Linked DNA regions of Homo sapiens: region 1 is linked to region 2. A link is a contact called in ENCODE Hi-C or POLR2A ChIA-PET data. All regions are on one chromosome and are shown on one strand. Each heading gives the region's core, a stretch centred on a gene start or an enhancer-like site at or near the end of the contact. The rest is flanking DNA. Distances are from core to core; before and after follow the strand shown. Region 1 overlaps AXDND1 (axonemal dynein light chain domain containing 1). Region 2 overlaps ABL2 (ABL proto-oncogene 2, non-receptor tyrosine kinase).

What was found. Hi-C counts contacts between places; a loop is a spot of excess contacts on that map. ChIA-PET counts read pairs that join two places held with the same protein, here RNA polymerase II (POLR2A).
Region 1: a map of OCI-LY7 shows a loop between it and region 2 (2.4-fold over the local background). The contact joins two enhancer-like sites. A Hi-C loop is called at or near these places in 1 of 168 maps with a recorded cell type or tissue (OCI-LY7). POLR2A ChIA-PET finds 5 or more read pairs at or near these places in 1 of 52 experiments (WTC11).

The regions. Positions count from the first base shown.
Region 1 is chr1:179,507,019-179,513,813 of GRCh38, forward strand. AXDND1 (axonemal dynein light chain domain containing 1) reads left to right here. Exons shown (of 26, transcript NM_144696.6): 21 at 2,278-2,385. Among named protein-coding and RNA genes, the nearest start is that of NPHS2, 66 kb to the right of the region's middle. Within about 2 kb of position 3,278, at least 2 of the 41 ENCODE cell types and tissues checked have a DNase peak (open chromatin) inside an H3K27ac peak, as active enhancers do; they include OCI-LY7, where a contact is called at or near this core.
Region 2 is chr1:179,126,996-179,133,662 of GRCh38, forward strand. It overlaps ABL2 (ABL proto-oncogene 2, non-receptor tyrosine kinase), which reads right to left. Exons shown (of 12, transcript NM_007314.4): 2 at 6,317-6,379; 3 at 4,316-4,486. Among named protein-coding and RNA genes, the nearest start is that of TOR3A, 48 kb to the left of the region's middle. RefSeq lists an enhancer at 2,924-2,973. Within about 2 kb of position 2,821, at least 16 of the 41 ENCODE cell types and tissues checked have a DNase peak (open chromatin) inside an H3K27ac peak, as active enhancers do; they include OCI-LY7, where a contact is called at or near this core.

The DNA.
Region 1 (6,795 bases), core at 2,028-4,527, 380 kb after region 2:
GTACCCTATAAAAGACTCTCCTGTGGCCTTCTGTTTCTCCTGCTACAATAGGCTTAACATTTAGGACTATCACTTGCTTCTTAAATACTCCTTCACTCCAAACATGAATTTTAGTCCTTTTACTTCACACCAGAAGTCTTTATTAGAATCAATTAAGAATATTCATGGAAAGAGATTCATGGGTATTAATTAGCAACCAAGCTATCCTGGTCTATAGCTGATAAAAAGGTATTATTGAAGGTTTTGAAGGAAAACTTGCTGAACTCTATAGATTATTGTAAAACGTTTACAGTAAAACTGTAAAAGACTCCTAATAATTTTTTTCCTCATCAGAAGTCTTATGACAGTATCTCCAATGTCTCAGACATTTATAAGAAAATGACCAGGATCTGTTTCATAGCGTGCAAATTCAACTACAGACTAGTTTTGAAATTTTTTTGTTCTAGGTACAATAAAAAAAGGTTAAAAAATGTATTAGTCAAGCTTTATATCTGGAAGGATACTTAGGGGCAGTGGTGTGATAGAAACTCACACTGGCTCACAAGAACCAATTATATACAAGCCTTCTCAAGTCCACATTCTGTGATAACATACTGAATTGATGAATATCACTGAAATTGCCTGGTGAGAGTGTTTTCACCATGGAAATCAGAAATTGCTACAAATCAGGGCTTCCCCCAACTCCCTCAGAAATGGTTGTTAAACATTTACCAGGTCACCACTGCATATGGATCACTTAGAGTAAACAAACAGCTTCATTAAAAAAAAAAAGATAAGGACTATTAGGCATTTACTCAAGAACTCTCAACTAATTAGGTGAAGTTAGGACTAAAACCCAACACCTTCATCTGCCTTGTCCACTCTTCTTCCTGATATGCAATAAGATACCATTCTAACCCTCTGAATCCAGAATTTAACCATCAGTGACATTAACAAAGCTGTAGTAAACTTACTTTACCACTATAGGCTTCAGTTTCTTTATCTACAACATATGGATTTAGATTTGATTTCTAAAATTTTTGGCTCTGATGTTTCATAATAATTACACAATTTAAAAGAAATCTGGGCCAGGTACAGTGGCTCATGCCTGTAATCCCAGCATTTTGGGAGGCTGAATTGCTTAAGTCCAGGAGTACAAGCCCAGCCTGGGCAAGAAAAAGTAAAAAAATTAGCCAGGTATGGTGGTGCACACCTGTGGTCCCAGCTACTTGGGAGGCTGAGGTGGGAGGATCACTTGAGCTTAGTGGGTCGAGGCTGCAGTGAGCTATGATGATGCCACTGCACTCTAGCCTGGGCAACAGAGCAAGACCCTGTCTCAAAAAAAAAAAAAAGGCTAATAATGAAAGAAATATAAGGTATATTACTGCTCATTGTGGTTGATTTCAGGAGCCTACAGTGGGTCATTTCACCACATGCTGCCGTTTTTTGGCTAGAGTGACCAGATCTCTGTTCCCAGAGAGGACAACGTTTCCTAGTTCTCAGGGCTTTTATTAACTAATAAGGAATAATGTACCTTTTAAACGTTGAAACCAGCTCTTAACTGTTAGGAGATCTTGGTAAATACAGTTTAACTATTTACCTTAGGGGATTAAAACCTGCTATAGACCTTTCCCATATCTCAATAGATAAAAGGTGAGCACCTTTTCCAAAAGTGTCTCAAATCTTGATCCATTCACTTTATTAGCAGTAGAGGGATTTTTTTTTTTAGTGGTTAAGCACAGACCACATAGATTAGAATCCAAGCATCATACTTAACTATTTTTGTGACCTTGAGCAAGACATTTAACTACTCAATTTCTCAGTTTCCTCATCTTAAAAAATGAGGATAATAATAGTTAATGTCTCATACTGAGGATCAAATGAGTTAATATATGCATAATGCTTAGAACAGAGTCTGGCATATAATTAAGTACAAGGTAGGTGTTTGCTACTTCTGTTGTTATTATGCAATCACAGTTGACCTGGTCAGTTGCATAAAATTTATTAGGAGGCCATTTAGACATTAGTAAATAAAACAATCTTTTTGTATCTGTTTTTACGGCACTTCACTACTCCCTGTCCCATTACAACCCAGATCCCACACCGTGTCAATAAGAGATAATATGATTTAGGTGTATGTTAATAGCCAGTCACCACTGCACAACTCTTTGAACTGAACTGATATAAAGTTAATTGAATATAGTTATGTTTAGAGGAATTGTATTTATCAGTTCCTCAATAGCGGTGAGTGAATAAATGAGCTGGTTTTTCTGCTTGTAATCTTTTATCTCTTCTCAGAAAGAATGTTATGAATGGATCAACACATGCTCTTGCCTCCTTTCTAATATCAAAGGCAGAAAAATTACATTATTGACATATGAAGAAATAGAGCGGCTACTTGAAGAGGTATTTGCCACATGTTAGCGTTGGTCATTATTCAGATTATTCCTGTATTTCAGTACAGAAGGTTCACAGCTTTTTCCAATCAATGTTCTGAATCCTTGTTCATTTACCCTAACATATGAGAATTTTGGTTCTGATCAAGATCTTTCACAGCTCTTCTTCCCTCTAAGGAATAGAATCATCCACTCAGCATTTTGCGTCATGTTTTTAGCAGGTGATTTTATAAAGGAAAGAATGGGTTTCAGGTAGAAGCTCCCTGCCACTTCCTGAGGCATATCCTCAGGTTCATCTGCTTCTGTGCTCACCCTTTTCCCTCCCCTCCAGTCTCAGTCTTTCCATTTAAGGTTATTTCTTCCTTCGAGCACTTAATCCCATGTCCAATGTCTTCTCTGTTTTGCCTCTTTAATATCTTCTCTAATTGTTCCATTTTATCAATCTAAAAGCAATCTAAAACATGGTCATTTCTCCCATCCTAAGAAGGATGTCCCTTGACCTTGTCTCTCTGCTACTTCTTTCTCTCTTTCCATTCCATCATAATCAATTTGTTTAAAACTCTAGAACTACTATAAGGTCACCAGTGATTCCTTATTGCCAAATCCAAGTATCTTCAATTTTGTATTTAACCTGGCTTCTGTGTAGCATTTGGCTCTCTTAACCATTCACTCCTTTTACAATGTCCTGGTTTTTCTCCTACTTCTTTATTTCACCCTTGTTTTAGAGTTTCACCCTTTTCTGCCTCTTAAATGTTGATATTCTGTCCTTGGCTTGCTTTCACTTCTCATTTGTACACACTACCTATTACTGTGTTTCCTGTGGTTTTCATTGCCACCTGCTTACCGAGAATCTCAAATCAGTGACTATCATGTGCCATCACAAACTCAACTCTTGTTTGTATTTCAGCCTCTTTGAAGGCGTTCTCCTCCAGTAAATTCTGAAGAAGCTCCCATTGTTATCAGAGTCATACTATACAGGTATGATCTGATGGCCTATATGTCAGTGTCTTGGGTCTGAGAAAGAAGGGGAAGGTTCTATCTACACATTTATGAAACTTTTTTTTTACATTTAAACACTGAAGAAATATCATCTTTCTAAATTATTCACCTTTAACAAATGTGCTGTCTAGATCTTGGCAAGAATTATTGTGAAATAACCACTGAATGATTTTATCAACATTATAAATTGTAAATTATAGTATACTTTGAGAAACTTAATGAAATACCACCGACATGATCTTGGTGTATCAGATCTAGGAAAAAATCAAGGAACTGTACAGAATCAGAGACGTGAGAGCAGAAGGGAATTTAAAGGCAATTGAATTTAACCTTGCATGAATCTGACAAGTCTTTTATTTTTTATTTTTCCATAGGTTACTGGGGTACAGGTGGTGTTTGGTTACATGAGTAAGTTCTTTAGTGGTGATTTCTGAGATTTTGGTGCACCCATCACTCGAGTAGTATACACTGCACCCTATTTGTAGTCTTTTATCCCTTGCCCCCCTCCCACCCTTCCCCCCAAATCCCCAAAGTCCATTGTATCATTCTTATGCCTTTGCATCCTCATAGCTTAGCTCCCACACATCAGTGAGAACATATGGTGTTTCGTTTTCCATTCTTGAGCTACTTCACTTACAATAAGAGTCTCCTGTAGTCCCAGCTACTCAGGAGGCTGAGGCAGGAGAATCGCTTGAACCCAGGAGGTGGAGGCTGCAGTGAGCCGAGATCACGCCACTGCATTCCAGCCTGGGCGACAGAGTGAGACTCTGTCCCCCACAAAAAAAAAAAGTTTCTCCAGTCTCATCCAGGTCACTGAAAATGCTGTTAATTCATTCCTCTTCATGGCTGAGTAGCATTCCATCATATATATACATATATAATATGGTAGTGTGTGTATATATATATATATTCCAATCATATACATAATATGATTTTATATATATATACACACACTACCACATATATATGGTATAATATATACATAGTATATGGTATATGGGGTGTGTGTGTGTGTGTGTGTGTGTGTGTGTATATGTATATACACCACAGATTTTTATCCACTTGTTGATTGATGGGCATTTGGGTTGGTTCCATGATTTTGCAATTGTGAATTGTGCTGCTATAAACATGCGTGTGCAAGCATCTTTTTCCTATAATGACTTCTTTTCCTCTGGGTAGATACCCAGTAATGAGATTGCTGGATCAAATGGTAATTCTACTTTTAGTTCTTTAAGGAATCTCCACACTGTTTTCCATAGTGGCTCTACTAGTTTACATTCCCTCCAGCAGTGTAGAAGTGTTCCTTGATGACCGCATTCATGGCAACATCTACCGTTTCTTGATTTTTTGATTATGGCCATTCTTGCAGGAGTAGGGTGGTATTGCATTGTCGTTTTGATTTGCATTTCCCTGATCATTAGTGAGGCTGAGCTTTTTTTCATATATTTGTTGGCCATTTGTGTCTCTTCTTTTGATAATTGTCTATTCATGTCCTTAGCCCACTTTTTGATGTGATTGTTTGTTTCATTTCTTGCTGATTTGTTGGAGTTTGTTTTAGATTCTGGATATTAGTCCTTTGTCAGATGTAAAGATTGTGAAGATTTTCTCCCACTCTGTGCGTTGTCTGTTTACTCTGCTGACTGTTCCTTTTGCTGTGCAAAAGCTCTTTAGTTTAATTAAGCCCCAGCTATTTATCTTTGTTTTATTGCATTTGCTTTTGGGTTCTTGGTCATGAAATCTTTGCCTAAGCCAATGTCTAGAAGGGTTTTTCCAATGTTATGTCTAGAATTTTTATAGTTTCAGGTCTTAGATTTAAGTCCTTAATCCATCTTGAGTTGATTTTTGTATAAGGTGAGAGATGAGGATCCAGTTTCGTTCTCCTACATGTGGCTAGCCAATTATCCCAGCACCATTTGTTTAAAAGGGTGTCCTTTCCCCACTTTATGTTTCTGTTTGCTTTGTTGAAGATCAGTTGGCTATAAGTATTTGGATTTATTTCTGGGTTCTCTATTCTGTTCCATTGGTCTATATGCCTGTTTTTATACCAGTACCATGCTGTTTTGGTTACTATGGCCTTATAGTATAGTTTGAAATCAGGTAGTGCGATGCCTTCAGATTTGTTCTTCATGCTTAGTCTTGCTTTGGCTATGCGGGCTCTATTTTGGTTTCATATGAATTTTAGAATTTTTTTTTCTAATTATGTGAAGAATGATAGTGGTGTTCTGATGGGGATTGCATTGAATTTGTAGATTGCTTTTAGCAGTATGGCTATTTTCACAGTATTGATTCTACTCATCCGTGAGCTTGGGGTGTGTTTCCATTTGTTTATGTTGTCTATGATTTCTTTCAGCAGTGTTTGTAGTTTTCCTTATAGAGGTCTTTTGCCTCCTTGGTTAGGTATATCTCTAAGTATTTTATTATTTTTGCAGCTGTTGTAAAGGGGTTGAGTTCTTGATTTGACTCTCCGCTTGGTAGCTGTTGGTGTAGAGAAGAGCTACTGATTTGTGTACATTAGTCTTGTATCCGGAAACTTTGCTGAATTCTTTTATCATTTCTAGGAGCTTTCTGGAGAGTCTTTAGGGTTTTCAAGGTAAATGATCATATTGTCAGGAAACAATGACAGTTTGACTTCCTCTTTACCAATTTGGGTGTCCTTTATTTCCTTCTCTTGTCTGATTGCTCTGGCTGGGACTTCCAGTTCTATGTTGAAGAGGAGTGGTGAGAGTGGGTAGGTATCCTTGTCTCATTCCAGTTCTCAGAGAGAATGCTTTCAGCTTTCCCCATCCAATATTATGTTTGCTGTGGATTTGCCATAGATGGCTTTTAATACATTGAGTTATGTCCATTGTATGCTGATTTTGCTGAGAGTTTTAATCATAAAGGGATGCTGGATTTTGTTGAATGCTTTTTCTGCATCTATTGAGATGATCATGTGACTTTTGTTTTTAATTCTGTTTATGTGGTGTATCACATTTATTGACTTGTGTATGTTAAACCATCCCTGCATCCCTGCTATGTAACCCACGTGATCATGGTGGATTATCTTTTTGATATGTTGTTGGATTCAGTTAGCGAGTATTTTGTTAAAGATTTTAGTGTCTGTGTTTATCAGGGATGTCAGTCTGTGGTTTTCTTTTTTAGATATGTCCTTTCCTGGTTTTGGTATTAGGGTGATTCTGCCTTCATAGAATGAATTAGGGAAGGTTCCCTTTTTTCTCTATCTTGTGGAATAGTGTCAAAAGGATTGGTATCAATTCTTTGAATGTCTGGTAGAATTCTGCTGTGAATCCTTCTGGTCCTGGACTTTTTTTTTGTTGGTAATTTTTTAATTACCATTTAAATCTTGGTGCTTGCTATTGGTCTGTTCAGGGTATCTAATTCTTTCTGAGTTAAGCTAGGAGTGTTGTATTTTTCCAGGAAT
Region 2 (6,667 bases), core at 1,571-4,070:
AAGGACACAGTGCTCACTCTTCAAAAGAAGAAAATTCACTTTCCCTCAAAAGTTTATCAAGGAATGTATCTTATATATGATTCAATGTTAACAACAATCAAGGATTAGGGATAAGACATGTGAGATACAAAGTGACTTCTAAATTTCACTTGGCACCAAGGCAACAAAACCACTGATGTAAAAAAACAAAAACAAAAACAAAAAATGAACAAACAAAAAAAAACACGGACCACAGAGTTTTCAGCAAGAAAACTGTTTAGTGGGGTGAGGGGAATGGGCAGTTAGGACTCCCAAAACACAATCCCTTCCAGAATGCAAGTTTAAAAATAGCTATAGCTTTCTTATTTCCTTCCTAGTTCCCACAAAGAATGAATCACTCCTTTCCATTCCACATTAAAATCAGTGTGTGGAATGGCAAGCTCACTCTGAAGTTGGAAACCAAAACCCAAGTCACTCAGTGTATCTTTGCTGTCAACTTCAATGTTCTTAATTTTTCTATTAAAATTGTGAACATCAAGTTCAGACTTCAACATATAACTTGCCCCGATACTTGCAGCACAAATTAGGTTTCTTTGACAAAACAGAAAAAGTGAAAGAGATATCACTAGTGATAAATAAATGCTAATCTAAAGAATCCTTGTAGTGCCTCAGGCTCTTATCTCTAAGAGATGCAAGTCTTCCTACAGCATTCACATCTACTTCTTCAGTGTCAAAAAGTAGAAGGAAGCCAAGTCAATCAAAAGCACATGGCCATGGCTGAGCGTGGTGTCTCATGCCTGTAATCCCAGCACTTTGGGAGGCTGAGAGGGGCGGATCACCTAAGGTCAGGAGTTCAAAACCAGCCTGGCCAACATGGTGAAACCTCATCTCTACCAAAAATACAAAAAATTAGCCGGGTGTGATAGTCTGCATGCCTGTAATCCCAGCTACTCGGGAGGCTGAGGCAGGAGAATTGCTTGAACCCGGGAGGCTGAGGTTGCAGTGAGCCGAGATTGCACCACTGTACTCCAGCCTGGGAGACAGAGTGAGACTGCTAAAAAAAAAAAAAAAAGCACATGGCCAGAAGTATCAGGCAAAAGTTTTTAGGAGAACTAAAAATAATTATCCTTGTAACCATCTGTCCTTTTTTAGTGGCCTTCAGAAACGTTTCCATAGAATAACTTTGTATCAGACACCATCTCACCTTAGACACATGGATATGAGATAATGAGAAAAAACACAAGAGTATATGTACATATATACACCTATGGGTACATAAAATATACATATATACAGATAAGAGTAAGTCTGGTGTAGCGGTGGATATGCATAAGTGCACAAATACTTGCCAATCATATTTACAGGAAGAAAAAAAAAAGAATCCTGCTAGAAAAACTGAAGAAAACCTGTTGCTCTGTAGCTTTTCTCTGTTAGTCCACATGAGCTAAAAATAAAGAATATTAGTACTTTGTATATATATCTATATATACATTTTTTAATATTGTTGCTTCCTTGAAAAGAATTGGTAATAACAGGCTATCATAATTAAGATACAGTCAAAGACCCCAGGATTTTTTGTTTGTTGTTCTTTTTTTGTCAGTTATCAGGAAAATTTTTCTACCCTGGAAGTTTTGACTACCATGGAAACTGATAGGGGGATGACTAGTATGGATTCAAATATTGGCCAAACTGGCAGAGCAACCCTAGGGAGAACTTTTTTGTTTGTTTTGAAACAGGTCTCCCTCTGTCGCCACGCGGCAGTGCAGCGGTGCAAACACAGCTCACTGTAACCTCAACTTCTCAGGCTCAAGTGATCCTCAGACCTCAGCCCCCCAAGTACCTGGGTCTACAGGTGCATGCCACTGCCCCTGGCTAATTTTTAAATTTTTTGTAGAGACAGGGGTCTCACTACATTGCCTAGGCTGGTTTTGAACTCCTAGGCTCACGCAATCCTCCTGCCTCAACCTCCCAAAGTGCTGAGAATACAGGGATGAGCCACTGCGCTTGGCTGGTAGAACTTTAAAAAAAAAAAATTCAAGCAAAATATCATTTTCAATCAAAAACTAAAGTGTTGCTTTATTTTTTAAATATATTTTCTTGTCTTTTAAAATAATAAAATAGCTTTAGTATGACATCATTTTAAATTAGTGAGAACCTGATATAAAAATTTGGCATTCTGTGGATTTTAAGAGAAACCACTGTTGGTCATAAGATAAAGGCCAGTCATAACCCATAAGTGAGGAATCAACAGTCTTTCTTTATCAATGTTTCCTTGATGACTGGGCTATCTTGAAAAAACAACAGGAAAACATACCTATGAAAGAATTTCTGAGTCATCACTTCACAAATTTCTCCAGTGAAGAATCAATAAAGGTAAAATCAAGTATATTGTAGTCCAAAGAGACTACTACACAATATAAACTTTCTGGCTGGGCGTGGTGGCTCACGCCTGTAACCCCAGCACTTTGGGAGGCTGAAGCAGGTGGATCACAGGTCAGGAGTTCGAGGCCATCCTGACCAACATGGGTGAAACCCTGTCTCTACTAAAAATACAAAAATTAACACGGCGTGGTGGTGCGTGCCTGTAATCCCAGCTACTCAGGAGGCTGAGGCAGCAGAATCGCTTGAACCCAGGAGGCACAGCTTGCAGTGAGCCGAGACTGTGCCACTGCACTCCAGCCTGGGTGACAGAGCGAGACTCTGTCTCAAAAAAAAAAAAAAAAAAATTCTTTGATGTCTTTTGTTCTATCCTCAAATTTTACGTAAAATGTTCCTACAACTGCATAAACACAACCCCCACATACATAACATGTATCATCCTGTCCCCAAAACTATCCAAAAGCAGGAAGTAAAACTGACACTAGGAGATGATGCACTTTTACTTTCACTTTTAATTCTGTCCTATGTACAATTGGCCAGCACATGCAACTACCATGAAGGTTAGACTCACTATACACCTATTCTTTTGTTTTTGTTTTTTTAAGAGACGGCATCTCACTCTGTCGCCCAGGCTGGGGTGCAGTGGCACCATCTCAGCTCAATGCAACCTCCCCGTCCCAAGTTCAAGCAATTATCCTGCCTCAGCCTCCTGAGTAGCTAGGACTACAGGCACATGCCGCTACACACGGCTAATGTCTTTTGTATTTTAGTAGAGATGGGGTTTCACCGTGTTGCCCAGGCTGGTCTCAAACTCCTGAGCTCAGACAATCCACCAGCCTCGGCTTCCCAAAGTGCTAGATTACAGGCGTGAGCCACTGTGCCTGGTCACACCTATTCTAATTGAACTGTGGCTAAGATGAGCCATGTTGCCAGACCTCACTGCTACTCAGAATGTCTGCGAACTTGACTGCCTATCTGAGGACTGTTCATTCATTACTAGTCCACAGTGAGATTAAGAACTTCAACTAAATGTAAACCAACTATATCACTAAGCACACTATTTATTACTTAGTTCAGCTAATAGTTTTACCTTTTGGAGCAAGGCTTTCTGCATGAAGATAGTAGTTCAGTGTTTCACATTCTGGCATAAGCATCTTACCTTGTTGTGGACCATTTTTGAGTAGCACTGGCCTAGACAACATAAATGTCTATTGTTTGTGTTTATATAGATTAGTGAAAGGAATGGTAGGAAAGGTTTATTTGATTTCCATTATAGTAATATTCTCAAGAGAGTGGTAGTTTATTTCCGTGGGAAATTCTTATAAAAGGGAACATTAAGAACATGACCAAATAAAATCAATCATTATTGATTTTGTGTGTGTGTGTGTGTGTGTGTGTGTGTGTGTGTGTGTACGCACACACGCATGCAAAGGCAAAAAAAAGTAACTTTTATGAGAAAGAAATAGGATTATGGGGAGATTATCCTTGTGTACATGAACTGGATTGCTAGTCTGCCTAAGCTTATTCTTACCTTTTGAACATATGAAAGCCACTGCCGGGGAAAAAAATGTATTTCAGGATAATTTTTTTTTTTTTTTCTTTTTTGAGATGGAGTCTCACTCTGTCACCCAGGCTGGAGTGCAGTGGTGTGATCTCAGCTCACTGCAACCTCTGCCTCCCGAGTTCAAGTGATTCTCATGCCTCAGCCTCCTGAGTAGCTGGGACTACAGGCATGGGCTACCACGCCTGACTAATTTTTTTCATATTTTTATTAGAGACAGGGTTTCACCATGTTGGCCAGGTTGGTCTCAAACTCCTGACCTCAGGTGACCTGCCCGCCTTGGCCTCCCAAAGTGCTGAGATTATAGGTGTGAGCCACTGTGCCTGGCCAGGCCCCTTTATCTCTTAATCATTAATGAAAACTGAAAAGTGAAAGGATGCTACATAGAAGCCTCACCTTTAGTGATGCTGAGTGTGTTATCACCACTTGCTACAAAATCATAAAGTGCAACGAAGAGATTAGGGTCACTCTCAGTGGCTCCGAGCAAGTTCTCCTTGGAGCTCCACCTGATAGCCTCATTTAGTGCCTGGGGTTCAACATCACAACCATAGGGACGATGCAAAGCTTCTGAAAGACATAAGAAGGGAAGGGAATTCACGGTGAGTTCAACAGCGAAACATTTGTTTGAATTCATTATATACACAGTATTTCAGCTGCTGGCTCCAGAGTAGGAAAGAACTGTACAGTATAAAGTGTTATGAAGAATTAGCAAATAGGCACTGTGTCTCCTAAGCATGAGGAAGCAATTTACTTGTTGAAAATGTAAAACAAGGTAGTCAGAGAAAAGACCACAAAATGAGAGTTTAGCCGTGATTTATATGCACTCACCAAAATCAGACATAAACTAATAGGAAACGCAGTTTTCTCAAAATGGAAAAAAGAATCTCAAAGAGAAATGGTTACTAGCTTTATAAAACATAGAGGATATTTTGTTGTAGTAGTGGTTGTAGTTTTAAGGAAGAAATGATTGTAAGTTTCTTACAAGTCCACTCAAACTACCCTTATTCCTTTCTCTCTCCACAGAAAACAAACTGTAGAAAAGACAACAGGGATTATTTTTCAGAATTAGGTAATACTGTATAAATCCAGGCCCTCTATTTAAGTATAGAAAAAATTATTTAAAAAGTGCTTTTAGAAAAATATCTTTTTTTGGCCAACATGGCAAAAAATAATCTTTTTTTCGTTTTAAAAAAACAAAAGAAATGTGGCCGCACCCGGCCTGAATGACTTTTAAACTCTATTTTGTTTTCCTGAGCAGTGATTTTTTGTAAATATCAATAACTTAATTGAAGAGCCTAGAAAACATTACTATCATCGGGCATTTATTGAGTTTCTACTCAAAGTGGTCCAAGCCTTTTACGACCTGTTTTTTCCTTAAGCCTTTACAGTTTCTAAATTTATTCATAGTACATAGCACAGGTGATCCCTATACCATCTTAAAGATCACCTGCTTCTCACAGCCCAGATCGATTATACAAAAAACAGTTTTTCCAGTATCAATTTTCTTGATCAGACTATTTTTAGTGCCTGTCTACAAAGGCAAACTATCCAAATGTCTATGTCATATAACAACACTTTTATGTCTCTCTTCCTCCACTTATGATTATTATGATTATTATTATTATTATCATTATTATTTTGAGATGGAGTTTCGCTCTTGTTGCCCAGGCTGGAGTGCAATGGCGTGATCTCGGCTTACTGAAACCTCTGCCTCCCGAGTTCAAGCGTGATTCTCCTGCCTCAGCCTCCCAAGTAGCTGGGATTACAGGCGCCTGCCACCATACCCAGCTAATTTTTCTGTATTTTTAGTAGAGACAGGATTTTACCATGTTGGCCAGGTTGGTCTTGAACTCCTGACCTCAGGTGATCCACCCGCCTCAGCCTCCCAAAGTGCTGGGATTACAGGCGTGAGCCACCACACCCGGCTGACTTATTCCCCGTCCGCACCCCTCTCCCACCACCGAGATGGAGTCTTGTTTTGTTGCCCAGGCTGGAGTGCAGTGGCACAATCTCTGCTCACTGCAACCTTCACGTCCTAGGTTCAAGCAATTCTACTGCCTCAGCCTCCCGAGTAGGTGGGATTACAGGTGCACGCCACCAAGCCCAGCTAAATTTTGTATTTTCAGTAGAGACGAAGTTTCACCATGTTGGCCAGGCTGGTCTTGAACTCCTGACCTTGTGATCTGCCCGCCTTGGCCTCCCAAAGTGCTGGGATTACAAACGTGAGCCACCACACCCAGCCAGGCCAACTTATTTTTAATATAAAAATAGTTTTATCATATATGAAAGGAAAAACCCTTGAATTTGTGGTTCCATTTATTTTCAAATCCATTCCCTGTTCTCCATCTCTACTGCCAATGCCTTAGTTCAAATCTGCAACATCTCAACATCTCTCACCTGGACTACTGCCTCCAGTCTTGTCTCCCTCAAATCCATCCTCCACACAGCTGGCAAAGTGATCTATTTAAGAAAAAAATTGACCACGTCACTTTTCTTAAGCTTCTTCAATAGTTTAACATCAAGCTAAAGTCTCCTTTTCATGGCATTCAAAGGCCTTTCATGATCAGGTCTCTACCTACTTCTCCAGCTTCGCCTCTCCCTACTCCATACCTCAAATTGTAAACTTTAATATACACCATGCTGCTTCCCATCTTCTGGCCTTGGTTCACACAGTCCAGACTAACTGGAATGGGTTCTCACCCCACTTTTCTTTTGACTGGCTGATTTCTACTTGTAATACTCAGCTCC